5 separate regions of the Mus musculus genome follow, and regions 1, 2, 3 and 4 are each linked to region 5. The links are chromatin loops, found by intact Hi-C in ENCODE. Cell type or tissue: heart. All regions are shown on one strand. Links, peaks and the distances in the headings refer to the core of each region. The heading gives the core; the rest is flanking DNA. Region 1 has its middle 30 kb from the start of Slc18a1. Region 2 has its middle 27 kb from the start of Ints10. Region 3 holds the start of D130040H23Rik (RIKEN cDNA D130040H23 gene). Region 4 holds the start of Ints10 (integrator complex subunit 10). Region 5 holds the start of Gm39188 (a long non-coding RNA gene).

Region 1 (6,150 bases), core at 608-5,607, 87 kb before region 5:
CCCTGATCTACAAAGCAGAAGAGAGCAATTCTTAAGAGTCTTCCTCTGGGGTCAGAGAGATGGCTCAGTGGTTAAGAGCACCAATTTAGGTCCTGAGTACAGCTCCTTGCAACCACATGGTGACTCACAACCATCTGTAATGAGATCTGATGCCCTCTTCTGGTGTGTCTGAAGACAGTGACATTGTGCTCACATTTATAAAATAAATCTTTTTTAAAAAAAAAAGTGTTCCTCTGACCACATACGTGCTGTGGCATACTCCGGCCTTCAGACAGTTTTTGATTCCTCTTCCCATCACTGAGCAGTTTAAACCCAGATCTTTCCTTGCATGGGGATCTTCATAATCTGTTCTGTTCTTTTTGTATATTTTCTAGAAGGTAGGTAGGATTCTTAGCCTCTGAGAATCCAAGCCTCTCCCATGTGGGTGACCAGAAGTCCTGCAAATACAGAACTTGGGACCAAGCCAGTGATGCCAGACTGATCCAAGTTGAAATGACTTTAAACCTCATCGTGCTTTGAACTGAGACATTCTGTTCCCTGATTCTGTTGTGCTTTTCCCAGCACTTAGTCTTTAGCAGCACTCAGGCATAGCCCTAGCAGTAGACCAATTTCAGCAATGGTTTACTCATCACACACGCATTGTGCAGACAGACCTTGGAAAGTACAGGTAAGCACAAAGAATTCTGTCAGAAACTCTAAAGATAAAGTTGCACTGAGTCATATTTGACAGATGTGAGGAGTCATATCTAAGAAGAGATTTCCCAGGGTGGTGGCACATAATCTTAGGACCTGAGAGGCAGGTACAGGCAGACCTGTGAGTTCTAGACAAGCTCCATCTACAAAGCTAGTTCTAGGAGAGCCGCGGCTGCTGGTAAATGCATATACTTAGAGATCAGTGTCCTGTGTGGGTCAGTCAGTGGCGTAATTAGGCAACAGCTCATCTAACCAAAATGAACATGTGTCTGACAGTTCTTGTGGCTAAGGATACATGTCAATGCTAGAAACTTGCCTCGTTAGTGTATGTGAGACTCTGGTTCTCAACCTCAAAGCAGCAGCAATAGAACGGTTCTTTTGTTTTTCATTTCATAAACAATTGCAAGCATAGTTCTGAACACCCATTTTCTTAGCACTCAGGAGGCTTAAAGTCCCACGGAAGAGAAGAAAGGTAACTAGGAGAAAACATTTCTTTAGCAATACTACAGAGGTGCTGGCCATTAAATCCAGGGTATTAACTAGCACTGAGCCTCAACCCCAGGACCGTAGAACAGCTTTAAAAGCCAACACTAATGAGTCTACTCCTCTGCCTCCCATTTGGTCAGGAGGATCAGCAAACACTGTTCTTCAATGTGCTCTGTGTGCTTCCCCGTCCCTGTCCCATGAGAGACACTTGTCTAAAGTGACAGAAGCTGACAGGAGGATGGCAATACCAGGAGACAAGTCTGGTTCCAAAGGGACTGGGTACGAGGTGCAGTTACAGCAGTGAAGAGGTAGCTGACATGGGAAGACTTTGGCCAGCAATTTCCTTTCAGGTCCATTCATAAAAGTAACAGGTTCCAGCTAGCAGTGGCCTGTCTTGTGTGGCCAGCGTGTGAGTTCACTTAGGAGCAGCTCATTCTTCTGCAGTAAGTAGTTTGGACCTAGGCTAGGCCAGCATTTGGGAGCACAGGACATGATTGCAGATTTACTGCCTCGTTTGACTTCACTACAAACATTCAAAACGGGTTATGACCCTCTGAAGAGCCCTTTCCAGCATTCTCTTTGAGGAAAATATACCAGTTACCCATGCATTTTGCTAGGTACTCTGAACTGTGAAATGCACGTATTAAGCCACGAAGGCATTTAATAAAGGTACAGGGTTGTGTACTTACAGGAGGACATGGAGTACAGAGAATGTTCTGAGCCACTGAAGGGGATGTGGACCATGAACACCACATACTGAACAGTCTGCCTATTTACCCGCCATGCAGCGGTCTTCAGCATAGTCTTAGAATCTCATGTCCACCGTCCTCGTACGGTGCTGTACCAACTAGAAGTCATTCCCTATTTCCTGGGACATAGCCTGTCCCAGGTAACTGCCACTCTTCTTCCTGTGTGGATTTACCCGTTCGATTTTAGAACCATAGTATGTTGCTTTTTGTGTCTGTCTTATTTCACTGATTATTAATGTTAAAACATGTCTCCATTTCTTTTTATTTCTGAGTAATGTCTAGATAAATTATGTTGCATACATCCATTCCCTGATTGGTGGGCATTTGAGTCATTTACATTTTCGGATCATCATGAATGAGTTTTACAAAGGTGTGCTTTTGTGTAGATGTGTTTCATTTGCTTTGTGCAGATGTTATATCTAATGTAAAGAACAGGGTCCACCTCCTCCCTTAAGGGTTAATCCAGTGTGGCAGGCCAGGGACCTGACTAGGAGCTACCCATATTTAAAATGAGTCCACTTAGTGCTGCTTGTGTGTGTATGGATGTGGGACCATGGCTAGCCTCCCAAGTTGGCCATCTCTGAAGGAAACTAATTCTCCCTTCCCAAAAGCCATTAACTGCCAATAGTTTCTCAGGGTGTCAGGGTTTGGTTTTGTTGTTGTTGTTGTTGTTTTGTTTGGTTTGGTTTGGTTTGGTTTGGTTTGGTTTTTCAAGACAGGGTTTCTCTGTATAGCCCTGGCTGTTGGGAACTCACTCTGTAGACCAGGCTGACCTCGAACTCAGAAATCCACCTGCCTCTGCCTCCCAAGTGCTGGGATTAAAGGTGTGTGTCACCACCGCCCAGCAGGGCGTCAGTATTTTTAATCCCAGTGTAAGAATACATACAATTAAAAAAAAAATACATACAATTAATTTTCAAACTTGTAGCACTTTCTGCATTTCTAGTTTTCACCACAAGGTGTCAATAAACCTGGCAGGAAAGCAGTTGAATGCTTTGGCCAGTAGAGGGCCCCTGGTGTTCCTCGGAGATTTCCTTTCTTTTCCTTCCCTTGCTCTCATTCCACCCGGGTCTGTCTTTGTAGCCTCCACTGTTGCACACCAAAAACCTCACCAAAGTTTTTTCACCTAAGGTTGGAGAGCAGTGGCTGGCGTCGGTACTTACTGTGAGCCTGGCAGCGATCTCAAGGCTTACTGAGTCCACTGGGTTTCATTAACCAAAGGAATTCTGGGAACAACCATGAGTTAGCCTGATGAGGAAGCCGCACATGGTTTTCCCCTCCGTGTCCTGGGAAGTCACTGGGCTTTAAAGATTCCCATAAGAATGCCTTTTATCCTTTGCACCACATCACAAAACCCAATGGCTGCCCTTGCATCTTTTCTCAAATGGAAGACAAAACAGGTGGGAAACGTGACCATTCCTAGAAGAATGTATTCCAAGCCTGAAACTAGTATGGCACCTTGTGTTTCCTCAAGGATCTTCACTTTATGTGCACTTTCTGGCTCTCAGTGGTGCCAGGAGCTTAGCCCAGGCAGGGGTCCTCTATGAAGAGGCAAAACTGAAGAGGGGGAGGAGCATCAGGGGCAAGATGGGGTCTTGGGAAAGAGTGGGGTTCCTTTCTATAATAACACATACCTATCTTGACTTTAGTTACTCTGAGGCCAGAAGCTACCTGCCTCGGGAGCTACCGACACTTGTTGCTAACAGCAGAGTGATTAGGTAAAGAATTTATTGCTATTGTTTGTTTCCTTCTCTGTTCAGGCAGCCAGAGCCTCTGTGACTCGGCTGGTTAACTCTGTGAACCAGAGAGGAAGGAAAGGAAAGGAAAAGTCTTTATACAGGCAGATATGCACAGACACACTCATACACCCACACGCTGGCTGGGCTGGACAGTCTGTCTGCCAGCTCCACAAAGTATTAATGCATGCTTACATAATACACATATACCTACTCGTATATATACAGACATGTACATATGGATGGATGGAGGACAGACGGACGCGGCAAAGCCCCCCAAGCCAAACCATCCCACCAACAACTATTTCTTTTCTCTGGCCTTTTTATATCTTCTTAGACAAAAAGTTCTTTAGAAAATTACCTCAGAGATAAAATGTTACATAAAATGGGAGTTACAGAAGGATGTTGCTATTAAGTTCAAGGCAGTGTTTCCATTTGCAAGCTTGTTATAAGTTCAAAGCAACAGTTTTTACATGGCCTTGCCTTATCATAGTGCACACCTGTGACTTTGTCTTTGAACCTAAATGTTTTTCCTTGAACACAAATTTGTCCCAAGCCTATTTCTCTTTTTAGTGTAATTATGAAAGCTCATTATATTTATGCAGCCTTTACTTACTATTATGAGGAGTGGGAACATTCTAATCTTGATTCTAACAGTATTACATCTTTCTAGCAAAGCAACTAAAACCAGCTCTTAAAACTTTCTTCTTAGCTAGGCAGTAGTTGTGCAAGCCTTTAATCCCAGCACTTGGGAGGCAGAGGCAGGCAGATTTCTGAGTTCGAGGCCAACCTGGTCTACAGAGTGAGTTCCAAAATAGCCAGGGCTACACAGAGAAACCCTGTCTCGAAAAACCCAAAAAACCAAAACAAAACCAAAAAAAAAAAAAAAAAAACTTTTTTCTTAAAATTATTGGAATCAAATCTGAAATTCTATAGAATCAATAATTCATCAAAATAGCATTAATTCATGAAAGTTTATCTTTATGTTAATCTGTAGGAAATCTGACCAATAGGGTGGGCTAATGCCCAGGGGTTATTATATTAATTTAATAACGACAAGAAAGGCATATCAACTACAAGAAGCAATCCTGAGATGAAGTCTCTTTGGGACCTTGCCATCAAGCTCACCCATCGAAGATCATGCCAACAACAATAACAACAAAAAGAAACAAAAAACGGTGAGCCACCTCCAGGAAGGCCACCTGCTAGCCTTAGCCTGTACTAGATGGCTCCTGACAAAGTAACTTACCCCAGTTACTGGCATTATACTCTTGTGCTTGTGTGTGTGTGTGTGTGTGTGCGTGCGTGTGCTCTATACTAAGTGTTTTCTGAAAGGGCAAACCTTTCAGAGGATAGCAGACAACTAATATTTTATAGAAGGAAAAATGGATAACTGGACTCAAGCCCCAGAATCAGAGATATACACTGCAGTCATCTCTGCTCAATCGACTTCGCAAGCTCTGGCTTTTGGAGCAGACCCCTTCAGTCTGGGGTGCTGGTTTGGGCGTCTCGTTTAAAAAGAAACAAATAAAAAATATGATGATGACGATAATAATACCTCTGGGGTTTGAGGTTGGACTGAAGATGAGCTAGAGCAGCCAGCTTGGACCGCGAAGACGCAGTGAGCTAAGCCTGCACTTCCTCATCACCAAGTTACTCTCGGATCTAAACTCATCTGCTCCCCCACCCCCATCCCGCACCCCTTTCTGAGACCTGCCCAGATGCCCCAGGGCTCTAGTCAGAAGGCTACGATTAAACAAAGGGCCATGCTCCCTCCCAAAGCCCAAGCAAAGCAGCAGGGGTCGCCGCCCGGACAGCAGGTTTGTAAGCAGATGCAAAAATGGGCCCGCAGCTGCCGCAGAGCACACCAACACACTGTTTTCTAATTCCCTCTCCCTGCTAAGTGCTGATTACCCGGCTCTGCGATCCTTACAAACACCTGACTTTAGCCAGTGGGGCTCTCGGAGAACAGAGCAGCTGGCAGGGCGCACTTCCGGCAAAGACCTAGCGGGGCAGCAGATGCGAGGCACTGATTATTCCGGGGTCGGGCTGCGCTAGGGACCTGCATTTGCACTTCAAAGGGGTCTGGCCCCAGTGCCTCACTCTGGGGACCCAGTCTTGTGCTGGGGGAAATCAAGTTGCTTTGAGTGAGTTACCCACCCCCTTCCTAACAGAGGGAGGGTTTAAACAACCCCTAGAAGTTAATGCCCACTGGCTAGACATCCTCAGGGACCCTCCCCTGTCTAGCAGCTCTTCTCTTTACAGTCTGTTTCCATCTGGACATTTACAGAGTCACAGCGAACCTATCTATCTCACACTTTTTTCTTTTAAAAAAGTCTTACTACATTGCCAAGGCTTTCCTGGCAACCATGGAGATCCTTCTGCGTCTACCCCTCAGGTGCTATGAATAAAAGTGGCTACCACAAACCTGCCTCTGTCTGGATCCTTTCAACATCCCTTGTTAGGGTTTCGTCTCCGTGAGCCCC
Region 2 (6,150 bases), core at 347-5,346, 440 kb before region 5:
GAAAAGTCAAAGAATGAGAAAATATGCACAAAAGGAGTTGGAAAATACAGTTTAAGCTTTAGAACAAGTGACTTTTACTAGAGTTCAGAGAGCCATTGCACTAATAAAAGAGTATGTTTGTGGTGGTCAGTCCTACACATGCATCTACCAGATAGTATAGCAGGAAACCACACAAATCGCAATTGATAGAGCTGCAAGGTGAAGTAGCAAACACCTTCACTGCCTCACAGAGTCTAGACAGCAAACCTGCCACTACAGCATTGAGCTGAGGATTCTGAAGGAGCCAAGCTGCTCCTAGATTAGTAGCATCCCCTGACACACATAACAAAAGGTAAAACAAAGTCCTCTCTGGAAAACAGTGATCCAGGCCCTCGAGATGCCTAAAGCACACAGATTGGAGTAGAGTCTACCCCAGTGATTTCATTTTGCCTTAGTTATCCCTTTAAAGGCCACATCAAACCCAAACTCATGCATAACATACAGGCATACACAAATACAGTTTGGAATAATTGCTCAAAGGAAGAAGTTACTGCAGTAACATGAAGTGATAAGATTAAAAAGTACTGAGTGGAAAAAAAAAACAATTTCTATGAGACAGCCTGGATTATGATGGTGTTTTGTGTAGATAGGAATAGAAAAGAAAACTAAAGAGAATATCGTGAGCATTTGGGATATCGTCCCTTTTAAAAGGAAAGATGGTGACAAGCTAGGGTTTAAAAATGACTCCAGGCCAGTAAGATGACTTAGATGGCACTTGCCCCTAAGCCTGATGACCAGCGTTCAATCAGCAGGACCACCATGATGGGAAGACAGAACTGACTCCCATAAACTGTCCTCTGACCTCCACACGTGCTGTGGCATGCACTCATGCTCACAAACACATACACACATAAAATAAACACATACAGTAAAAATATTTATGGAACAAGTGGTTAACCACATGTCAGACTCAGAACGAGCCTACAGTGTGAGTTAAGTTATTAACCATAATTTGGTGATGAGTTTAAGGGAAATTTTTTTCACACATCATTATTTATATAAATTTTATCACCATCATATTGACATCTGTAAAGTATTATGCATAATAACTCTTACACATTGTATATGTAAAAAAATATTGCCCAATAATACTAGACATGCTCAGAGATAGACAGTTTACCTAGCATGTATGTAAAGACTGGGCTGGACCCTTGACATCTTAAGAAAAACTTTTCTAGAGGAGAGGGTTGAAGGAATTATAGGTCAACAGATACAAAGTTTCAATTGGGAAGAACAAATTCAGGAGTTCTATTGTATAATGTGGTAACTGTGCTTAATAATAGTGCATTGAAAATAGAAAATTGCTAATAGGTTACACTTCAAGTGGTCTTAAGAGAAAAATAAGTTATAGTTTATATCAGATGGGAAGTGTGTTAATTGCATTGATTTAATAATAGTATGATGTATACATATATTTATAATTATAAAGAGTTTTGTCTATATGATTGTAGGTATTAATAACAACTACACATTTCCTTTTGTTTTTTGGGACAGATTTTTGCTATGGAGTCTCACTGGCCTTGAACTCATTGCAATCTCAAGCTCTTAAATGCTGGGCATACAGATGTGGGGCACTACACCTGGTAGCAACTGCTCTCATAAAAACATGTTTTCTATACATGTTTTCTATCTAGTGCTAATGTGTTATTTCATAGCTATCTTAATTTTTTGTTATATTTCTAGAATAATTATTTTAAACTTGCACTTATTTATTTGAACGTATGTTGTGGAAGTCATACATGGAGAACAACAAGAGTCAGTTCTTTTTCTCTACACGTGGGTTCTAGCTGTCAAACTCTTGGGCTGTCAGGTTTGGCAGCTAAATGCCTTTGTCATCCGAGCCATTTTGTTAGTTCTATAATAATTTGGCGATAAAATTAGAGTTACACATTCTTTCTTTCAAGTAATGTTATATACTGTTTTATTGTCAGTACATGCACAATGGTAAACATAGAACTATAAATATATAATGTCATTAACAGTAGAAAACAAAACTGTTACCGTAGGGAGAGGGTATGAAGTAATATCTTTTCTTGCTGCTAAAACAGAACAAAAACAAAGGAAAGAAAAAGCCTACAACCAATCATCCATTCAGTTCTGTCAGCTTATGCTCTTTACATCCATTCTACATCTTTTTCCAGCTGAGCGAAGTGTAAGTAAGTCTGTAACAATAGCAAACTGCTTTCATAATAGCCATTTGCTTTCCAGTCAAATTCACCTGATGTTAGGATAAAAAAAAAAAAAGTCAAGATGAAAAATCAATGTATCCTGGTTCCAAATTACCTAATTTGGCCATTCATCCAAAATGGTAATATTTGAAAGTTGGCTGCACATGAAAATAACTTTAGCAGAGGTGATTTAAAAAAAAAAAAAAAGTTTAAAAAAATACAAATAAATATATGTTAAAAGGTAACAAAATATCACCTTTGAGGTAGTTTTCCAAGACAGTCCAGGCAGTAGGTCAGTTAAAGTGTCAGCCCTGGAGAGGTAGAGAGTGTGAGCCCATTGGACAAGAGCCATCTTCTCTCTCATCAGGATCTGTGTTTTCATAAGACAATTTCATGGTCAAAGGAAACCAGGTTTCACCAATCGACAAAAAGGTGCTGGTTGACTCCCATGTCAATAATCAGTTTATCAAATGAGAAACAGAATAGTCAAAGTCACACGTGCACTTGATTTTTTTTCATCTGTTTCCATTATTAAGTTTATTCATAAGTGAAATTGATATTAATAAATACAACAAAAAGCATCATTCACAAAAAAAGATAAACCAAAAGGCTCTGCAACAAAACCTTGCATTGTAATAATTCTCATGGAAACCTAGGCAGGTGATTTGCAGCTTTCTTACGTGGTAAAAGAAGGGACAGGTCTTTAAATAAAGGTGGCAAGATCAAGAAACAACAGACACTATCGTCAGACTTACAGAACTGGCTGGTTCCATGACATTTCTCTTTGAGATCATCCCTAAGAAGTCGCATCTGACGACATGTACCACCACCACTTGAACAGACTCTGGCTGTAGTTCTGGAGTTCCAAGTATCCCTGCTTTGTCTCACATTATTCTTTAAACAGACTAGAATGTGTCCCTGGAACATGGATATTCACTATCGAATTCTCTTCAGTTGCAGCTCAAATGTAATACATTTTGCTTTTACTCTCTAATCAAAAAGTAGTTAAAATTGAACTTTTTATCCTAACTCTTCTTGTCTATGTGCAGTGCCTAGTGTGAGAAGAGAAGCACACTGATGGCTTGCTTTCCTTTCAACTGGATTCTCTGTGGTGGTGATAGCACTGGGTGCCCGAGGGGTGGGGGCAGGACACATTGTTAACAGCATGTCTCACCTTGACCACTAGATGTCAGCAACACATTCCCACTTACTACCTGATATCAAGACAGACAAAACCACCCTCAGAAACAGCCATTAATAACAGCCTTTGGTCAGAAATTCCCAGCTGAAAAACACTATTCTGAGACATTCCTGATGCAAGTGACATCTGCATTCTCCACAGTGAAACGTGGGGTTTTTTTTTATACTTCATTCCTATCTTGCCAAATGAATCTATTTTATTTTACCATACAAATGGCTTTCTTTTTTCCACATAAAACTCTTAACTTATTTAAGATAATGTTTCAGACAGTATTTATTGATAACTATTGGCTCAAAGTTATAGATGTATTATCAAATTACTAAAATGTATCAATTCACACCACCCTTATCTCTCATTTGAGACACTGTCATTGACTCTTCTAAACTTCACTGAAACAATAAAACTTTTTCTGTCAATTTTAAGGATACTGTATTTTCTGGTCTTTATAACGCTTTCTAGTTTCTAGAAACTATTCCTGATTTTTTAAAGTGGAAATCTTGCTTTATGTTTTTTTTTTTTTACCTACATTCTCTATGAAGTTGAATCAGGCGCACATAGAGTGAACTAACTATATACATATATATTATATATGTATATTTATATATGTATAGTATACATGTATATTATATATTATATATAACATATAGTATAATATATGCATAACAATAGGCAATGGGGCAGTTAAAGAAACATGAAATCGGGATACTGTCTTCTTACTCCATTGTCTGCAGTACTGTAACATCTAGAGATGTTGCACACCTGATGTTATTGTGAAAACAGAAGCAGCCAGTCTGTACGCCATTGCAACAGTCTCTTTCAGAGATAGAAATTACATGTTCCAAAAGCACTGGAAATTTTTGAAGGAAGATCTGTAACCATTTACTTTAACCCAACCAGACTCAGGAGTTTTAGTTCTAAATCTTTGGCATTAAGGATGGCCTCCTGAGACATAAGCTGCACAGATTTAGGACAAGGGGTCTGAGAGCTAGGAGTGGAAGCACAATAATCTCAGCACTTGAAGCAGAAGAACAGAGGGTGCGAGGTCATCGTTGACTTGTTCAAGCTGTAGAGAGTTCAAGGCCAGTGGGGGCTACATGAAGCCTCATCTCAAAAAGGCAAAACCAAAATAAATAAACAGATAGATAGATAGATAGATAGATAGATAGATAGATAGATAGATAGATAGATAGATAGATAGATAGATAGATAGATTGATTGATTGATTCAATAGTCTCCCACTTAAAATTTACTCATGTCCTTCTAATATTTATAAAAATCTAAGAGGGAAAGTAGACATTGTTACAGATGTTAAGGAAATAAAAGAGATTATAAGAGAATACTTGAACATGCCAACAAATTAGACCAAATGGACTTATTTCTCCAAGGAAATAATGCTGGGCCAAGGGAAATTTAAAAAATAAAAGTGACAGACAGATAACTCATAAGAGTGATTTGGAAATCAAAGGTATTAATTACATAAAGAAAAATCCAAGACCAAATGGTCTTGCTGGTAAATTCTACCAAAGAAATTAAAAGAATTAACTCTGATTTCTCAAACTCTTCCCCAAAACACAAAGAAGAGAGAGTATATTTCCTAACTATAGAGGATATGGTCAACCCAATGGCAAATGCAGACAGAGACACTACAAGAAAGCTATTGTCTTAGTCAGGGTTTCTGTTTCTGCACGAACATCATGACCAAGAAGCAAGTTGGGGAGAAAGGGTTTATTCAGCTTACACGTCCACATTGCTGTTCATCACCAAAGGAAGTCAGGACTGGGACTCAAGCAAGTCAGGAAGCTGATGCAGAGGCCATGGAGGGATGTTTCTTTCTGTCTTGTTTCCCCTGGCTTGCTCAGCTTGCTTTCTTATAGAACCCAGGACTACCAGCCCAGTAATGGCACCACCCACAATGGGCCCTCCCTTACAACTGGATCTCCTGCAGGCATTTCCTCAACTGAAGCTCCTTTCTCTGTGATAACTCCAGCTTGTGTCAAGTTGACACACAAAACCAGCCAGTACAGCTATCCAGCAACAATCTCATCTGAAGATATACCCAATAGCCCTCAGCAAGATGCAACTCAACCAAAATGAGCAGCACATCAAAAGGGTTGTGCCAGACATGTTTCTAGAACTACATGAAGGGAAAAATATTTCCTCTGTTTGAGACAGTCACAGACAGACAGACTGGGTTCAGACTCTTGATCTTCCTGCTTCCCCTTCCCAAAAAGTATTGGAACTGTAGAAGTGTGTTGCCCCTGTATAGGATAGTTACCTTCAAGAAAAGATTTTGTACACAGACACAAGCACAATGTAATAAGTGATTTCATTGTAGCATATCACATATAAACATACCTGATCATATTTACATCTTGTTTATGAAAAACCAATTATATATATATATATCCTTATAATGGGAGGTTGTGCAGAGCATAGAAACACACATAGCTATCTCAATGGATGCAGAAAAATCATTTAACAAATTTTATCCATTTCCATGATAAAAATGTTTCATGAAATAGGAATGGAAGTTTTTTTTGGGGGGGGGGGGTTTCTCTGTATAACTCTGGCTGTCCTGGAACTCACTCTGTAGACCAGGCTGACCTCAAACTCAGAAATCCGCCTGTCTCTGCCTCCCGAGTGCTGGGATTAAAGGCATGTGTCAGCTTCAATTTTTTTTTCAACTTGACAAAGGCAAACAACTCTACAACTAATATGATTTTTAATTACAAAAAAACTGAA
Region 3 (6,150 bases), core at 464-5,463, 62 kb after region 5:
TACATGTCAGTACATCACAAGTGCCTACAACTCCACCTCCTGTGATCTGATATTCAATTTGGGATTGTTCACACATAGATCCCCCCCACCCCCCCACCCCCCCAGTGAGAAAGGAGAAAATGAGAAGGGGGATGGGAAAAGGGAGAGAGGCAGGTACAGAGGGGAAGACAGAGATACAGAGAGATTAAAAACAAAACAGAAGCAATTTATTCTAGAGCATGGACTGAAGTCTCTGAACCTGTAGCCAAAATCAATTCCCCTTCAGTTACTAGCTCACCTATTTCTTTCACAGAGATAATACAGTTGTGAAGGATCATGGAAAGACCAGCTAGAGTACCAGCAAAAAGATCATGTTCTTTTCACCTGAAACTGAAAACAAAACTAAATTCTCACCTACTACTCTCATGCAAGTGAACAATATCACACTAAATCTTAATAAATGTCACAAACAACAAACAAATCAACTCACATTCATGAACATGTCCAGATTATAATAGAATATATAATTAGAATAGTTTTCAAAATTTAACATAAGTTTTTATTTAATTTTTTTTGATAGGAGCTATATAGAAGAATCACTGAGTTTTTATTAGTATTTATATAAACAGACACATAAAAATATTAGCAATGAAAGTCTCACAGATGCAAACCAAGAATGAAATACAAGTGGTAAGAAGAAATATAATTTATTTTGATTACATGTTACAGTTCTATCATTGCAGGACAAATTCAAGAACATTGTATTTTATGGCCAATATTAAATAAGGAAAACCTGTAAATCCAATCTAAATTTTTATACAATAGTGATGTTGATGTTGATGACAATAAAGTATGTGTGTGGTTTGTGTGTGTGATGTGTGTGTGTGCACGAGCATGGATGTGTTTGTGTGTTTGTCTATTTATTTTTTAAAAAGCAGTGCCTACAGGGACAAGAGGATGCCAGACATAATGGAAGTGAAGTTACAGGGGTTTGTGAACTGCTAGACAATTAACATAAGCCTTTAAACTGAGCTATCATTGAATCGAAGAATGAAAGGAACTGTCATTGTTTTGGTAAACAGTGACAATTCTTGGAACATTTTAAGATACTAATCCCAACTTCTTAAACGTATCATATTTTTTTTTTCATTTAATATTTTGGCTATTTTCTGTGGTTTGTTAATTTCTTCTATTTAAAAAGGTACACCTGTAGCTGGGCAGTGGTGGCGCACGCCTTTAATCCCAGCACTCAGGAGGCAGAGGCAGGCAGATTTCTGAGTTCGAGGCCAGCCTGGTCTATAGCGTGAGTTCCAGGACAGCCAGGGCTACACAGAGACACCCTGTCTCGAAAAACAAAACAAAACAAAACAAAACAAAACAAAACAAAACAAAACAAAACAAAACAAAACAAAAGGTATACCTGTGTTTGTGTGCCATGGAGTACATGTGGAAATCAGAGAACATCTTATATCTGTCTGTTTTCTCCTTGCTCCACCTAAGTTCTAGAGATGAAATGCATGTAAGCAAACTTGGCAGCAAGTATCTTGCATTAGTAAGTGACTTTGGTGCCTTTAGGTATTTCCTTGAGTGGTGGTGTGTGGATATTCATATGTTATAGTTCAAGTGTAGAAGTCAGAGTATACAGAATAGCCAGGGCTATTCAGAGAAACCCTGTCTCGAAAAACCAAAAAAAAAAAAAAAAAAAGAAGTCAGAGTATAATGTGTGGGAGTCATGTGGATCTCTCAGGAATTGACTTCAGTCATCAGGCTTAGCACCAAACGCCTTTTCCCTCTGTGCCATCTCACAGGCACACATCTGTGCCATCTCACAGGCACACATCTGTGCCATCTCACAGGCACACATCTGTGCCATCTCACAGGCACACATCTGTGCCATCTCACAGGCACACATCTGTGCCATCTCACAGGCACACATCTGTGCCATCTCACAGGCACATCTCATCTGTGCCATCTCACAGGCACACATCTGTGCCATCTCACAGGCACACATCTGTGCCATCTCACAGGCACACATCTGTGCCATCTCACAGGCACACATCTGTGCCATCTCACAGGCACACATCTGTGCCATCTCACAGGCACACATCTGTGCCATCTCACAGGCACACATCTGTGCCATCTCACAGGCACACATTGCATTTCTGAGATTCTGTTTATGAGAGTTTCCTAATCACAGGTTTTTATGTTTAGTCTTCAAAATAAAGTAACACGCATAGAAAAACGAGGGTATGACTATCATTTTGGCTTGCAAGTAGGGCTTATTACTCAGATTATCCATGGACTTATACACTTGGATTATGAGATTTTAAAAGGAGACATACCTTTTACTGGTGGAATGTTACTGCAAGTGTTATTTGCAGACCAGTGAAAAGGCTTACTGAGAAAACTTCCTCTTGGGTACAAATCTGGCAACATGAGCTGGATATTCAGAGTCCATGTAAAGAAAGGGTCCACACAGTTATCATCCAGTTATTATATCTACATATCTGCATCTGTCTACACATCCATAATCATATCACACAGGCAAACTGCAGAGAAATTTGTTTAAAAAATATAGCCTAAGGCATTAAGGCATCAGACTCCCATTCTCACTAAAGAGGACAATTCTCTTACAAGTAGGACAATCAGCTGCAGACAGAGACAAACTTCCTAATTGGCTATCCAGTGCAATGTGATCAGCCCAGAAACCATAAACACACAGCCAAAAATAAGAAAATACTCAGCAGGTTGTAGTCATATATTAAGAGCTTGCTTATACATAACAAGGAAAATTTTGGGACAAGATGGAAAGAGGACGAGGAAGGGTGTGTGAGATGTAATATATTTTAATCAACCAGTATAAAAGGAAATTTTAAATAAAAAAGTAAGGCTAGAGAGATAGATGCTTCAGCAGTTAAGAGCACTGGGTGTTTTCCGGAGGACACAGGTTCCAGTTCCAGGACACATAAGGTTACTAATAATATGCTATGACTCCAGTTGCTGGGATCGTCTGCCCTCTTCTGGCCTCTGTGGGTTCTGAATAGACTCATGCAGGCAAACACTCATTACTAACATAAAAAAGAAAAATAAATCTTTGTGGATGTCACAGTCTTGAGAGAGACAGCAGCCAGGGTTGGTTAAAATGAACTCTTTCTTATTCTGCATGGCAACAGCCATCGCCTTCCTCTGAGCCAGCCTGCTCAGAGGCGAAAGCAGCCTTCTGAGCATAGAATAGCTCAGTGTAGCTGTTCACTGTAAGTACAGTGTCTACGGTGCCAATAGGTGACTTTTCCTTGATGTTTGCTATATTTGTGCTCTCTCTCATTTGTATGTGTGAAAATTATTGAATTGATACATCTATCTTTAAGAGTATAAAACATAATTAACAGGTATTATTGGCTCCTAAGTAAGATATATTCACAGACTCATTTACTTATGAGGAACCTGCCTGACTCCATTTTGAAGGCAGCAGCCATTATGCTGTATTTTTAAAAAATAGGTTTCCATTTACTGTAAGAGCTGAGCTGCTGCTTTTAATTTTGTTTCCTGGAGCTTGACCTGTCCCAACTCATGACCTTGATTTATTTTTGAGGACGCCTTGAACATTCCTGACCCTTCCTAACCACTCTTGCTAATCACATAATGACCATAGTGTGTGTTTTTGAGATATTTTTTCATATTACTTTACTGCCTCCATGTCTCCCTTCTGTAAACTGGCTTGGCAAATCTTATGATTTTACTCCTTAAAGTGGGTCAAAAATGAAGGGTTTCTCTCTTTAACCTGACTTAGGGGGCAGTTGCTGGCTAGCTCTTGGGTGCATCCCAATAAAATCAAGCTTGGTTCAAATTTGGCTCAAAATTGTGGTAGTGGCCTTATTCTCTCCTGGCTAGATTAACACATGATTTTCATTTATGATCTTGTGGTACAAGATGAACATGCCGGAGACATTTCCTTCCATCTTTTAAGATAATTTTTTTATGTTCCTGCTTGACTTTGAGTTAGAAGGCACATAAACGTCTCTGCTTTTAGATTGCGACCATGTTCAAAAGTGTATTTGTTAAATGAGCATGTTGAGGAATAAGCAGAACTCCACGTGAATGTGTCCAGGCTTCCTAAGAAAAATCCCCATGCTTCCTTTTTTGAGAAACAGCATTGCTTTGGAAATGACTCCCATGCCCATACAGGTAAGAACTTTGGCTCAGCATTTCTGTTTTGTCTGCTGTGATAGCAATTTTTGATAGTCAGACTGAATACATCTGGAATTAACTAAAACCCAATGGGCTGAAAACATGCGAGGGATTTTAATTAAAGCTTTTAAAGTGGAAAGACATTTCAGGATCTTTTGAGGTGACAATATTCACCTTTAATCTGGGCCACACCTTCTGGTAACAGCCTACTTTTGTAAGTTCATTTCTTTACTGGCATTAGAGCCCCTATCTTTAAAATCGTGGGTTATACTGAAGACCGGCTGAGACAACCAGCCTAATGGACTGAACTAGTGAATTCTTCAACTTTTAGTTGGTAGACAGCCCTTCTTGGACTTGCTGGACCACAGCCTGTGAGCCATTCTAATAGATTCCCTTTCTACCTACATAGAGATCTGTTTTATCCCTTCTGTTCATCTAGAGAACCTTCACTAATACACAGCTATGTTCTTTTCACCTTAACTCAGGAACATGCTGGCTAAGAATAGTGTTCATAAAAGGCATGTTTCTATGAACCAATTCATTCTAAGTATTCAAGTTACCATGGAGACTATACTTTTCATTATTACTAATTTGTCAGGAGACAGGCCTGCATTTCATGAGGAAAACTCCTATAGGAGTGGAGTACCATTCAGCCTTCTGGTGGGAGGTATACCTATCATTGTGTTTCTGATCTGGTTCCAGCTTTTCTCTCAGGATATTCTGACGTACCCTTGCCTCCCAGGTTACATGCAGTTGAACTTCACCTAGCCTCAGTGTCAAGCAAAAGAACAAACGTTTTGATTCCTAAAATCTCTCCTTAATTGTTAATATTGTGGCTCCCTTCTACTTGTGGGACACAAAAATCACTCCACTCCACATTGTGAAATGAGATGCACAAGCCAGCCACCCAGTGTCCAGGAGGAAGAAGGAAATGTTGCTGAGTGCAGAAAGGCGGAAGGGTGAATGGTTGGAGGCAGGGGCAAATGCGACTGAAATGCAAATATGTGCATATCCGGGAAAGGTCTGGCCTTGGGGTTGATATCAGCTCTAGCAAACACTGTGCTGTGTCCCTTCTGCATCCTCTAAGCATAAGGGGGAGGTTCTTGTCACTCAAGTCTCATTAGCCAATCAGACCCTTGAGGCGGACCTCCAGTCAGAAGGGGAGGCGGGCTCTTCCGGGGGACTTTCTGCAGGCTGGAATCTGAAGCTTCCTTAGTGCTAGTGGTTCTTTGCCACTACCTGCGGCTTAAGCGCGAGCCTGGGAGAGAAGATATGGTGAGCGAGGGGCGGTTGCCTGGTGAGCAGTGGGCTTGTGAACCTCGGGAGCCCGTGTGGTTGGCCCTCCCTGGGGTCGGATGGGAAGCAGTGGTTAGATGCAGCCTGCTGTGAGATTCTTTGTGGTATTTGCATCTCCCTAGACCCCAGTGGTGGTCTGGGAGCTGCATCTGCGCAGAGCCTTGGGAACAGGGGTAGTGTGTAGAAGTATCCTTGTAGTCAGTTTCACCAGGCTTTTGTTGCATCTGAAGATGGCAGTTTGCCAAACTCAGAGAGTCCCAGTTTCTCTAGCATCTCTAGAATTTCTGTGCTTCATATTTAATATTTAGGAGTACGATCCATTTGGAGTTAGTTTTGGGGAGGTAGTAAATGGCGTTTCATGTGTTCGTTAGCACTCCGCTAATAATCTGTGATGGAGAAGGGTAGAGTTGATGATGGAAAGGATTTACCAATGCTTAGGAGATAATAAGTCACGCAAAGTAGAGTTTAGCTAAGGGTGGGCTGCCTCTAAAGCATCCTAAAGATGATGATAAGTAGTATGCTAACCAGGCTTCTTAGACATGAGGTGATCAGAAACACATGTTCACTCACCAGAATTGTCTCGACATTTGGCCCCAAACTCTAACAAAAGATTTACAACCAGCCACTAACGCAATCCGCATATTAAAAGGCAGTTAGTTGTCTAAAAGCTATTCAAAGAAGTAGTGC
Region 4 (5,927 bases), core at 928-5,927, 410 kb before region 5:
AAGGTCTCGATCTTGCTAGGGGTAGAACTTGACCTCCTTCTTCAGATACATACATTTTCACCAGTTTTCTGGTTTTGATGTTTACTTAGCTGCTTAAGCTTTTCTTTAATTTTAAATTTAATTTCCCACAATTGGAAGCTCAGCTGGGTAGAGTCTTGCCTGGAAGTCACCATTCCCTTTATTTCATTTAGCATTAGGCCTTTCTTTAAACTTCTTAATCTCCTTGGGCACTAAACTTAGCTCCATTACACTTTTTGGTGCTCGTTTCCTCCTCAAACTGTACATTTTATATTATTTCTTTCGCAGCTTTCTCTTTTTCATTATAGATCTGTATAAGAGTGACTTCTAATAACACAACAGAGTCAATACTAAGCTGTCTTGAAATCTCCTCTCCCAACACCATTAATCTAAAACTCTCCAACTTAGCCTCAGATAGATTTATTTTTTCAGACAAGGGCAGAAAGCAGCTACATTCTTCACCAACAACTATCTTTAGTCTACTTACTAACATTCTTCTCTGAAGCCCCTTGAGCTCACCTGTCATAACGGGCATCTTTCAGCACTACTGCCTTTGGTGCTCCTTGTAGTATGTCCCATTAAAACCCAGTCAAAGTGTTCAACTGCTTTTCTAGTCCAAAGTTCGAACATTCCACCAACACGCAGTATGGTCAAGCCTGTCACAGCAATACCCAACTCCTGGCACCAACTTCTGTCTTAGTGTTCTATTGCTGTGAAGAGACACCAATGCCAAGGCCAACTCTTATAAAGGAAACATTTTAATTAGGGCTGGCTTACAGTTTCAGAGGTTTAGTCCACTGCCATCATGGCAAGGAGTATGGCAGCATGTAGATAAGCTGCTCAAGAAGTAGCTGAAAGTTCTACATCCTGATCTGCAGGCAGCAGGAAGAGTGAGACTCCAGCCAATGACACACCTCCTTCAAGAGGACCACACCCCCTAATTTTTTTCAAATAGTTCCATTCCCTGGTGACCAAGGATTCAAACCAATGAGCCTGTGGGGACCATTCTCATTCAAACCACCTGTGAATTTTCAGAACTCCTATTCCCTCTTTGGTCTCTCTCTCTCTCAGATTTATTTATTATTCTATGTAAGTATACTATAGTTGTCTTTAGACACACCAGGAGAGGGCACAGATCTCATTACGGATGGTTGTGAGCCACCATGTGGTTGCTGGGATTTGAACTCAGGACCTTCAGAAGAGCAGTCAGTGCTCTTAACTGTTGAGCCATCTTTCCAGCCCCTTTGGTTTCTCTTTTTTGTTCTTTGCCTTGTTTAGTCTGACACTGCCTACATAAACCAGGGTGGCTGAGCCATCTTTCCAGCCTCTTTGGTTTCTCTTTCTGTTCTTTGCCTTGGTTAGCCTGACACTGCCTAAATAAACCAGGGTGGCCTTGAAGTGACAGAGGTCCACCTGCCTCTGTTCCAAGTACTGGTATAAAAGGTTTGAGCCACTATGGCCAGCTAAATTTTCAGACTTCCTTTAAAAATTCAGGATAACCAAACTTGAGTTTGACATTTTTTGGTGTTTTACCTAAAACGACACCCCTCTGTCTCTGCACTTTTTGAATCAGCACACTAATTCACCACAAATTTTTACTACTTGTTTATAAATTATTCATTAGCAAGCCTGTATTTTTACATTTCTATAAATAAGATCGATATAAAACAATAAAGGAACTTAAAAGAAAGTTCATTCAAAGCTTAATATGAATGAGATGGTTTGGCCAGGTCTCACCTTGCCTTGGATGATATGTTCACGGTAGGGAAGCCACCTGAGCTTCTAGGATCACAGAACAAAAGAGAGCAACAGATCAATGCATTTGCCAGCATAGACATCGGGTAGCTGGGCTAGAGAAAGGTTGGGAAACCTCTTCCATAAAGACCAGGTATTATTTCATTCTTAACTTGAAGGTTACTGGAGCTTCAAGTCTTCCAGGCTTAAAGATCCCTCCTAAAAAGCTTATCTGGAAGAAGACAGTTAGGTCAGATATCAGAGATGATGTAGATGTTTATTGCCCCAAATAGTTTTGTTTCGTAGCCTATGTCCCTTCTCTTCACAAATAATCTTTGACATAAACAAAGCTTCATCCAAGAACTGCAATTCACTATTGTAATGTTTATATTCATATTTATTTTTAATATCTGTATTTTTTACTTAAATAAGTAAATTCCTAATTTCTTTGTTAAAGAAAAAAAAATTAATCAGAACAGGCACATGTCCTTAATTCCAGCACTTTGGAGATGGAAGTCAGGAATCAGGAGTTTAAGATCATCCTCGTATACTTGCCAAGTTTAAGGTCAGCTTGGGCCATGACCGAATGTCTCAAAGGAAAAAAGAAAAGAAAACCAGCTCTGAATTCTTCGATGTCCTGGTTTTAAGTGGCAAATGATGGCTACAGTTGATAGGAACTATATACAAACACCTATAAGAAATATATATATATACATGCACTTAGACGGAAAACCAAAGCTAGCAATTCACTTTCCGGACACTTCCAATTCAATAAATGAATATTGCCTTGTCAACAGAACAGGGGGACTGTTTTGTTATTGTGGTTGTTCAAATGCAAAACCAAAGCCAGGATTTCGGTACCGATTTATACTGCAGCTATTTTCCATTGTTCAAATGATCAAAGTTTTTTTGTTTTTTTTTTGTTTTTTTGTTTTTTTTTGTTTTTGTTTTTGTTTTTTTTTTTAACTCTTGCAGAGCAGGTGGTTCGGACATCCAGCCGAGCATCTTCTAAATGCTAATTTTTCCGTATAGGAGAAAAAGAATAAGATTCAGGCGAAATAATGCCTGGGGCAGGGGCAAAGATGTTGGCAAAGCTCAAAAGCAACAGGCGATCCAGGGTCTTTCCGCATGCGAGGGTGGGGTCGTCTTGCACAGTCCAGGCCCAGCCCTCCGCGACACTTCGAAACTACACCTTAACCCTGGGCACCAGGTTTATTTACACCGAAGGACCGCCGCTCCGTGTCTGAGCGTGTCGCGGACCTTCAAACCCGGGCTGGAATCAAAGGAGAACGCAAGAACCTGGAGCACAGGGTTGCCGACTCTGACGCTTACTCCCAGGCGGTCAGCGGCGCGCTACCATCGACGGATGGCAATCCGAGTAATGAAAATCCAGGTCTCCGTAGTTTCCATAGGACTCTACAGAACCTCTGCGGCCTGTGGTTGGCTGGTCTCTGGGCATGCGCAGTGGCCACCTGGGGGTTGGCGGCGCCCTAGTGTCGCCTACTGGAAGGGCAAAAACCCGGGACCATGTCGGCCCAGGGCGACTGTGAGTTTCTGGTGCAGCGAGCCCGGGAACTAGTGCCCCAGGACCTGTGGGCAGCCAAGGCATGGCTGATCACGGCCCGCAGCCTCTACCCGGCCGACTTCAACATCCAGGTGAGTCAGACCCGGCGCGTCCGCACGCGCGGAAGAGAGCGTTTGGCCGAGCCCAGTGGCCCTGGGCGCTTTGCGCGGCCGCTGTCCCCCTCCCCACGTTGCTCCTACCCTGCTCCACAGGACAGTTGACCAACCTTTTCCCCAGCACCTGCAAAGGCGGAAACCATACAGTAAATCCGGGTCTGGTTGATCCTGTACAGTGCATCTTTGCCACTAGGGCCCAGGGCATTCATTCATTGATCATGGTAGCAGCCATCTGTTCAGTTGCTGCTTCTTTGGGGACGTTTCTACTCCACTTGATCCTAGAAGCCCTGCAGATGGGGTGAATTCTGGGCCACCAGGCTCTCATTTCCCTTCGTGGGTGTTCTGGGTGAAGGCCCACCTCTGAGCAGTGCTGCAGGTGGGCTGGAGCTGGACCAGCTACCACCGTGGAAGCCGTTGACCCTGTCTGCCTTGTTTCAGTATGAAATGTACACCATCGAACGGAATGCCGAGAGGACTGCCACCGCAGGGAGGTTGCTGTATGACATGTGAGTTAACTGGGATCGTTCTGGGAGCTATTGTTGATATCTGAAGGGGTCCTCTTCAGATATGAACAATTGATAGTAGCAGTCGGGGCTCTGCAAGATCATCCTCTTCCCTGGTACCCAGAATTCAGGCCTTAATTGCCAACAGGCGTTCTACAGAGACGACTTTTTAATTCTTGTATTTTAATCCCCAAATTTGTAGCCAGTGATTTATCATAGGCTCATTACAAACATTCAGACAGCAATTGATAGAATGAAATGTGAAATCCCTTCTAACCCAGAGCTAAGTTTTGTGTGTCTCCATATGTATACATACATACACTGGGTAGCTGATAAAAGCGAGGCCATTCTACCCTGAAGTGTACTTTCATAACCCGCTGTTGTGGACCCTCTGGGTCTAGTCTATAGAGACAACTGATGTTCTTAATGGCCATGTATCATTTTCTGGGTGCATGGTTAATTTCCAATTTATTTATGTTTGGAATGTCAGTGAGTAATTCTGCACCCATATTTTGATGTTTTGTAGCTAAGGGATATGTACAATTCATCATCTATCAAATTACTCTTTAAAAAGGATAGCCTAAATATCTGTTTCCACAAATTATATATATGTATGTATATATATATATATATATATATATATATATATATATATATACATATATATTTATATGTGTATATATATGAATTGGCAGTTTTCCACATTTTTGCCAACCTGTATATGTTCATCTCCTCCACCACCACCACCCCTGTTTTTCCTTTTCTTCCTCATGAGACAGAGGAACCTCACTTTATTGGGCAGGGTAGTGTTGAACTCAGACCCACTTGTTCCTCTTTTCTTAGCTGGGACAGAGGCTATGCCGCCACACCCCACCTGTATCATGGGGAAAATGATATCTTACTATATCATTGTTTCTTTTTTTCCCCCGAGACAGGGTTTCTCTGTATAGCCCTGGCTGTCCTGGAACTCACTCTGTAGACCAGGCTGGCCTCGAACTCAGAAATCCGCCTGCCTCTGCCTCCCGAGTGCTGGGATTAAAGGCGTGCGCCACCACCGCCCGGCTACTATACTGCTGGTGCCCCTCATACGAGTGTCGCTGCGACTGTTCTCTTTGGTTATTTCTGGCCTGTGGTTTACCTTTGTGAGTTTTGTTCTTGTTTTTCTTGTTGTTTTTAATAGAGTGTTATTTTTTTCTGTTGCTGTGACTGATAGAAAGCAGCTCAGAAAGGAAGGGTGTGTCCTGACTCAGGTTTTAAGGATACAGTCCATCCTGGTGGGGAAGGCATAGCAACAGGAGCTGGAGCTGACTGGTCACAGTGTAAACGGGTGAATGCATGAAGGCTCTTGGCTTGCTTTTGTTTTCTCTTTCTGAGACCACGTCTTTTGTGTCCTCTAGATTGCTGTGGGTTCAGATTTATTAAAGTATCTGAGGCCAGGAAGTGGTGGCGCACACCTTTAATCCCAGCACTTGGGAGGCAGAGGGAGGTGGATTTCTGAGTTCGAGGCCAGCCTGGTCTACAGAGTGAGTTCCAGGATAGCCAGGGCTACACAGAGAAACCCTGTCTCGAGAAAAGAAAGAAAGAAAGAAAGAAAGAAAGAAAGAAAGAAAGAAAGAAAGAAAGAAAGAAAGAAAGAAAGAAAGAAAGAAAGAAAAGAGCCGCTCCCCCCCCCCCAAAAAAAAAGTATCTGAGGATGACCTTGAACCTCTGATCTCATGCCTTTATGTCTCAAACACTGTGACTACTGGCATTCACCGCCACACCTGTGCTGTAGAATACAGGATTGGAACCCAGGGCTTTGTGCATGATAAGCAATCAGTCTAACTGAGCTACATCTCCAGCCCCTCATTCACAACAATGTCTAAAGATTTTTATGAGTACTCTCAAATTTTTCAAACTGATAGATTATTTTTGTGTATTTCTATCCTTTGTTCAGACATATGTAATCATTCACCTAAAGAAAAATGGGTTTCTCTAAATGCTATTGTTCTT
Region 5 (6,150 bases), core at 413-5,412:
AGGGCCAGGCTGGCCTAGATATCAGTAAGAAAATCAACCTGTCTTGCACTCACACATGTCTCAGGGCTGCTGCTGCCTTCTGAGAGCTGGGATTAAAGGCACGCACCACCGTGCAGTCAGTCATCCTGGTTTGTTCTTGACTGTGGGTGTTATGTGAGTAAATGCTTGAGTTCCTCCCTGTACACCTCTGAAATGATAACTTGGAATCACAGCACAAACAGAGCCTTTCTCCCTATGGTTGATTTGGTCGGGCTATTTATACAAGTAAACAAACAGGAATAAGTAAATAAAATGGAACTAGAATAGGAGTTGATATCAGAGATGTGTGGCTGCAGTTTGGACTAATGTGATTTTTGTGGAGTCTATGCTTCCAGATAATTTTGTGAGCAGATAGTGGAGGTGTTTTGAAAACAGGGCTGTAAATGCTGTTGAGTGCTGAGAGATCATGGAGATCATGTTCTTTTTTTTTTTTTAGTTTTTGAGACAGGGTTTCTCTGTGTAGCCTTGGCTGTCCTGGAACTCACCCTCAGACCAGGCTGGCCTCGAACTCAGAAATCCGCCTGCCTCTGCCTCCCCAGTGCTGGGATCAAAGTGCACCACCACTGCCCGGCGATTTTTTTTAAGGTTGGAATATGACACAGATAACTACTTATTCTGTTTATCAATGGAGATTTTTCCCATTAAAATAAAGACACCTAAGTTTTTTTTTTTTTTTAATTTGGAGTACAAAGAAAATAAAGCAAAGCTTCTCTTCTTCATTTACCCAGACATAAACGTTAATAGCAATTGGCAGTGTCTACTGCTGCTCACCCAGACATAAATGTTAAATGGCAGTGTTTACTGCTGGACAACCACAAACTAGGTCTCACCTCAGTGTACTTGACATGTAAGCACAATCTCCCATTACTCACTCTGCATAAACACTAATCTCATATATCTTCTGCAAATCAAGCCAATTCCCACTACCTTGACTTATGGGGAAATTTTCTTTATATTCTGATCACAACATAATAACCATTTTCTGATGCACTGACTGGTTGTACTAAACTCCAGTACAACTAATTTTTTTCCCAGTTTTTTTCCTAATTTATTTTAGGTTTATATGTGTTTTGGCTGCATGTATGTCTATGCTCCGCATGCATGTCTGGTACTTGCAGACACACACACACACACACACACACACAGAGCACTCATAGAAGTCATTTGGAAACGAGAGGTAAATGTGGTACTTCTTTTCTTTGGAGCCGCCTCTTTTCCTAGCAAAGCATACACTGTCTCTTGGAATATGGCACATGAGAATTTTAGTACTGTACTGGTTAAATTTAATTTGTATAGTTGAGAGAGATGACTTGAGATTAAAGATAAAAGAATTCTCTTTCTGTAATGGAAACTCTGACATCTGCCTTAATTGGTAACATTGTTTCTTTTCTAAATAAACCTATGTAGCAATCACTGTTGATAGGTATACCCCAAATCTACCAAAGTTATAATTGTCTGACATTACCTTGAAATTTTCACTTTGGAAAAATAATCTTCCCAGGACATATAGCAATAAGACAGGATGTGATACCCGTGGTTTCCCTTTGAAGTCCTAAATAGAAGTTACAACTAAGATAAGCAATGGTTGACAAGTTGGACCACACTTCAGGAGTGCAGGCTGGCTATAGATATGATGCTGAAACTTTGCTTTGAAGATTAAATGTAAGACTATTACATACAACATCACAAAAATAGAGCATTGGTAGATAGAAGTATGGCTAATATTCTGTGGCATTGTATGTTGGAAACATAACAGTCTCATTTAAGATTATGGTAGAATTTGGTCAGCTACAAAATCTCTGTCACTATCTAAGAGTTGAAGGAAGATGTGTTGATTAAAAAAAAAATGGCTTCCATAGTCTTATTTGTTTCCCAGTTGGTGGAACTCTTAGGGAAGGATTACAGGTGTGGCCTTTTTGAAGGAGGTGTATCATGGGGCTGGGCTTATTGGCTATGAATGCCTCTGGCCATGCCCAGTGTATTCTCTACCTCATACCTAAGGTTCAAACTGTGAGCTCTCAGGTCTTCCTGCTGTTATGTGTTTATTATGTGAGCAACGTCTCTGACTCTGGATCTATAAGCCCAATACTTTCTTTTATAAATTGGCTTGGTCCTGGTTGAGTTTTATAATAGCAAGAGAAAGGTAACTATACAGAAGTGTTCTGTGGAAGATCAGAACACAGAAAAATCTCCCCTTCCAAGTAGAGGAACCCAGGAAGGGGTGTGTTTTAACTGTAGCTCTAGAGCAGAGGTCTTACACTCTCCCAATTCCCCCATGCTCCTTTTCCTCTATTATTTAGTTTTGTTCTTCTTTCCTTGTGTGTGTGTGTGTGTTTGTGTGTGAGTGTTATATAGCACAGGCTTTCCTCAAAATTACAGTAATTTTTCTGCCTCTGTGACCTGCTTGCTGGGATTAAAGGAATGCAAAACCACACCAAGCTTGAAAAAAATAAGCTTTATGGTGCCAGGTGTCTCCCCTCACCCCTTCCTCTTTTTCTTCATTTTAAGAAAAAGTATTTCACTTGTATTTCATGTATATGGGAGTTTTGCCTGTTTATGTGACTTTGCCTCATTCCTGCTTGGTGAATTTATGGCTGCCTAGGAGGTGAACAGATTTTTTCAGATTCCTTGAAGCTGGAGTTAGGGATAGATGTGAGCTGCTGAGTGTGCTGGGAAGGAAACCTGGGTGCCCTCAGAAAATCGGCAGTGTTCTCAACTGCTCGTGTATTTTCCCATCCCTAGGTTTCTAATCTTTATAATACTTGCTGTCCAAGACAGCCTAGGTCATTAGAGGGGTTAGACTCCCACTGTTCATTAAACAGTTCAATTCATCTGTAAGTCAGAGAATCTGCCTGAGGCAGGAATACGCTCCCTAGTTGGCCACTTAATGCAATGTAATCATTCCTGAAACTATATACACACAATAAACAACAAACAAACAAACAACAACAACAACAACAGACTCAGCAGGTTGTAGTCATATATTAAGAGTGTACTTACTCATGCATGACAAGGAAGAATTTGGGAAGGGAAGGAGGGAGGACAAGGAAGGGTGTATGAGATGCAATATATTTCAATGAACAAGTACAAAAGTAAACCTTAAATTCAAAGAAGAGGGGCTGGAGAGTTGGCTCAGCAGATAAGAGCACTGAGTGCTGTCCAGAGGACCCAGGTTCCATTTCCGTAACACATGGTAGCTAACAATGTGCTGTGACTCCAATGGTTGGTATCTTCTGCCCTCTTCTGGATGCTGCCGGTACTGCGTACAGACACAACTAGGCAGATACCCAGGTAACTAAAATATAAAATAAAGGGTAGAAAAAGAAGGATTAAACCTGGATCCTCTAGAAGAGCAGCCACCTCTCTAAACTGTTGAGCCATCTCTCCAGTGCCTTGACGTGCTATTTCAGTGATGTGGATACCAATTAATGTCTAAAATCTCTCCCCATTCATTTATGAAGAAAAATACTCAACATACTCTTTGGTGTTGTCACAGTCCTAAGACAGACAGCAGCTAGGGTTAGTTAAAATGAACTCTTTCTGGTCCTGCATGGAAGCAGCTGTGGCCTTCCTCTGAGCCAGCCTGCTCAGAGGCAAAAGCATAGAATGCTCTTCTGAGCATAGAATAGCTCAGCATAGCTGTTCATCTAAGTACGTCTACTGTGCAAATAGGTGACTTTTCCTGTATGTTTGCGAGAATTGTTGCATTGATATATCTGCCTTTAAGAGCATACATCATAATTAATAGGTAGTATTGGCCATAATTAACAGGTAGTATTGGCTCCTAAGTAAGCTACATTCACAGTGTCATTTACTTGTGAGGAACCTACCTGACTTCAGTTTGAAGGCAGGAGCCATTATGCTGTATTGCTCAAAATACCCCATTTACTGATTTGCTCTATTTAAGTCTTTTTCTTGGAGCCTGATCTGCTTGACCCCTGGCCTCTTCATATTTCTGAGAACATCCTGAACATACCTGACCCTCTATGGTGACCACATTTTTGTTCCTTTGGTTGTTTATTCCTGTATTTTCTTATTGTCTCATTGTCTGTTTTCTGTAAACCTGTTTGGCAGAAGCTTGTGATTTTACTACTTAAAAGAGGCACTAGAAGTGGATTCAGGTCTGGTTTCCTTACAGCACTTAGGATCCAGTTGATGGCCAGCTCTTAGGTGGTTCAAGTTGTCTCAAAATCGTGGTAGTGGTCTTATTCTCCCTGGGTTCAATTAACATATGAGTTTCAATTATGACCTTGAGGTACAAGATGAACGTGCCAGAGACATTTCCTTCTGTCTTTTAAAATAAATTGTATATGTTCCTGTCCAACGCTGAGCTAAGAACACCACCAAATCAGGCAGAACTCTACGCGAATGTGTCCAGGCTCTCTAAAGAAAACCCCCATGCTTCCTGTCTTTTATTTTTGTTAAATGATTTCCCTGCTTTCTGCTGGTAAGAAATATTTCCAAGTTTTTCTGTCTTGTCTGTTATGATGGCTATTCTTGGTAGACAAACTGACTACAAATTAACTAAGACCCAAAAAGTTGCATATACCTGTGAGAGATTTTTCTTAATTAAAACTTATGAAGTGGGAAGACGCTTCTGGGTCTTTTGAGGCGATAAGATCCACCTTTAATCTGGGCCACACCTTCTGGTGACAGTCCACATAAATAGAGAAGAAAGAAGCTCTCTCTCTCTCTCTTTCTCTCTCTCTCTCTCTCTGCCCTATCTTTGGTTAGCAAGTTCATTCCTTTAGAGCCTCCTTCTTTGAAAATGTGGTATACAGTGAAGCCCAGCTTAGACACGCAGCCTCATGGACTGAACTACTGGATTCTTCCAATTTTAGTTGCTAGACAGCACTTGTTGGTCTAGCTGGACCACAGCCTGCGAGCCGTTTTAATAAATCCCCTTTCTACATACAGAGAGGGAAAGAGACGCTCATTTTTATCATTTCTGTTCATCTAGAGAACCTTGACTAATACAGCTGCGTTTTCTCACCTTAACTCAGAAAAATGTTAGGAATAGTGTTCATAAACAACATTCTTCCTCGAACCATTTCTTTCTAATTATTCAAGTTACCGTGGAGACTACACTTATCATTAGTGTTAATTTGTCAAGAGATAGACCTGAATTTCAGGAAGAAAACTCCTATAGGGATGGATCCACCATCCAGCCTTCTTGTGGGAGAAACACATTTCATTGTGTTTGTGATGTGGTTCCAGGTTTTCTCTCAGGATTGTCCAGTGTACCTTTGCCAGCCAGGTAGAACGTAGCTGTAGCTCACCTGACCTCACCGTGAACCCACAGAACAAACATTTGTTTTCTAAAATCTCCTTAATTATTAATATCGTGGGCACCCTTCCACTTGTGGGACAGGAGAAACACTCCACTCCACATTTTGTAATGTGCTATTTAAACTAGCTACCTTGTGTCAAGGAGGAAAAGGGGAAAGTGCCTACCACGCAAGGAAAGATAGAAGTGAAGCTACCTCAGGTCAAGAGCAAGGACTCCTGAAATGCAAATATCTGCAACAGGAAATACTGTTCTGTGCTGTTCCTTAAACTCCAACGCCAAAGGAGGGACTCTTGTCACTCAGGCCTCATCAGCCAATGAGAACCTGCAGTCGGAGCGTCATCGGGGAGGCGGGCTCTTCCGGGCGCCAGGCTCCAGGCTCCGTTCCGAAGCTGGGAAAATGCAAGCGGTTCTTTGCGTGTAACAGGATCTGTGAGGGGTGCACGCGAGCTTGGAAGCCACGCTATGGTGAGCAAGGGACCGCAGTCTTGGGAGAAGTGGGCTGCTGAGCCTCGGCATCCCTTTTGGTAGGCTACCCTTGGACTGGATGGAAGCTAGTGGGCCAGATGTGGAGTTGTATGAAGTCCCATGCGGTCTCTGTAGTTCCCTGTACCAAAGTGGTGACCTCTGAAGAACTTCACCCTGTGGGCAGCGTCTGTGTAGAGCTTTGGGGACATGGTGTGTGCGTAGAAACATCTTTGTAGCCAACATCACCGTGCTTCTTGTGCATCAGAGGACGGCAGGTTGCCGTTTTAGTTTAGCTAGCATCTCTAGAATTTCTGTTCTTCGGATTTCACATTTGGAGTTAATTTTGTGGGTATTGT

The links. Hi-C counts contacts between places; a loop is a spot of excess contacts. Peaks named below come from ENCODE experiments on the same cell type or tissue, not always from the same donor. Only the 100,000 strongest peaks of a DNase experiment are listed, where the experiment ranks them.
Region 1: a loop joins it to region 5, with 8 times the contacts of the local background. A loop is called at or near these places in 41 of 42 quality-filtered maps.
Region 2: a loop joins it to region 5, with 14 times the contacts of the local background. A loop is called at or near these places in 2 of 42 quality-filtered maps.
Region 3: it touches region 5 in a loop (6-fold over the local background); 6 of 42 quality-filtered maps call a loop at or near these places.
Region 4: it touches region 5 in a loop (3-fold over the local background); 2 of 42 quality-filtered maps call a loop at or near these places.

What each region holds. Positions count from the first base shown.
Region 1 is chr8:69,116,129-69,122,278 of GRCm38, forward strand. No RefSeq gene overlaps it. Among named protein-coding and RNA genes, the nearest start is that of Slc18a1, 30 kb to the left of the region's middle. In heart, for the core only: a CTCF peak has its summit at 2,910 (motif pointing right); a DNase peak (open chromatin) is centred at 3,023; H3K4me3 peaks cover 878 bases; H3K27ac peaks cover 547 bases.
Region 2 is chr8:68,763,569-68,769,718 of GRCm38, forward strand. No RefSeq gene overlaps it. Among named protein-coding and RNA genes, the nearest start is that of Ints10, 27 kb to the right of the region's middle. In heart, for the core only: a CTCF peak has its summit at 3,389 (motif pointing right); no DNase peak of the experiment used is centred there.
Region 3 is chr8:69,265,750-69,271,899 of GRCm38, forward strand. It overlaps D130040H23Rik (RIKEN cDNA D130040H23 gene), which reads left to right and starts at 5,355. Exons shown (of 5, transcript NM_001384124.1): 1 at 5,355-5,442. In heart, for the core only: a CTCF peak has its summit at 3,004 (motif pointing left); a DNase peak (open chromatin) is centred at 5,322; H3K4me3 peaks cover 569 bases; H3K27ac peaks cover 630 bases.
Region 4 is chr8:68,790,741-68,796,667 of GRCm38, forward strand. It overlaps Ints10 (integrator complex subunit 10), which reads left to right and starts at 3,189. Exons shown (of 17, transcript NM_027590.4): 1 at 3,189-3,408; 2 at 3,871-3,938. The coding sequence starts at 3,280. In heart, for the core only: a CTCF peak has its summit at 3,276; DNase peaks (open chromatin) are centred at 3,151 and 3,761; H3K4me3 peaks cover 1,741 bases; H3K27ac peaks cover 1,310 bases.
Region 5 is chr8:69,203,366-69,209,515 of GRCm38, forward strand. Gm39188 (a long non-coding RNA gene) reads right to left here and starts at 5,632. Exons shown (of 2, transcript XR_870488.3): 1 at 5,494-5,632; 2 at 3,011-3,334. Zfp930 (zinc finger protein 930) reads left to right here and starts at 5,681. Exons shown (of 4, transcript NM_001013379.2): 1 at 5,681-5,794. The coding sequence starts at 5,792. In heart, for the core only: a CTCF peak has its summit at 3,289 (motif pointing left); a DNase peak (open chromatin) is centred at 3,286; H3K4me3 peaks cover 274 bases; H3K27ac peaks cover 585 bases.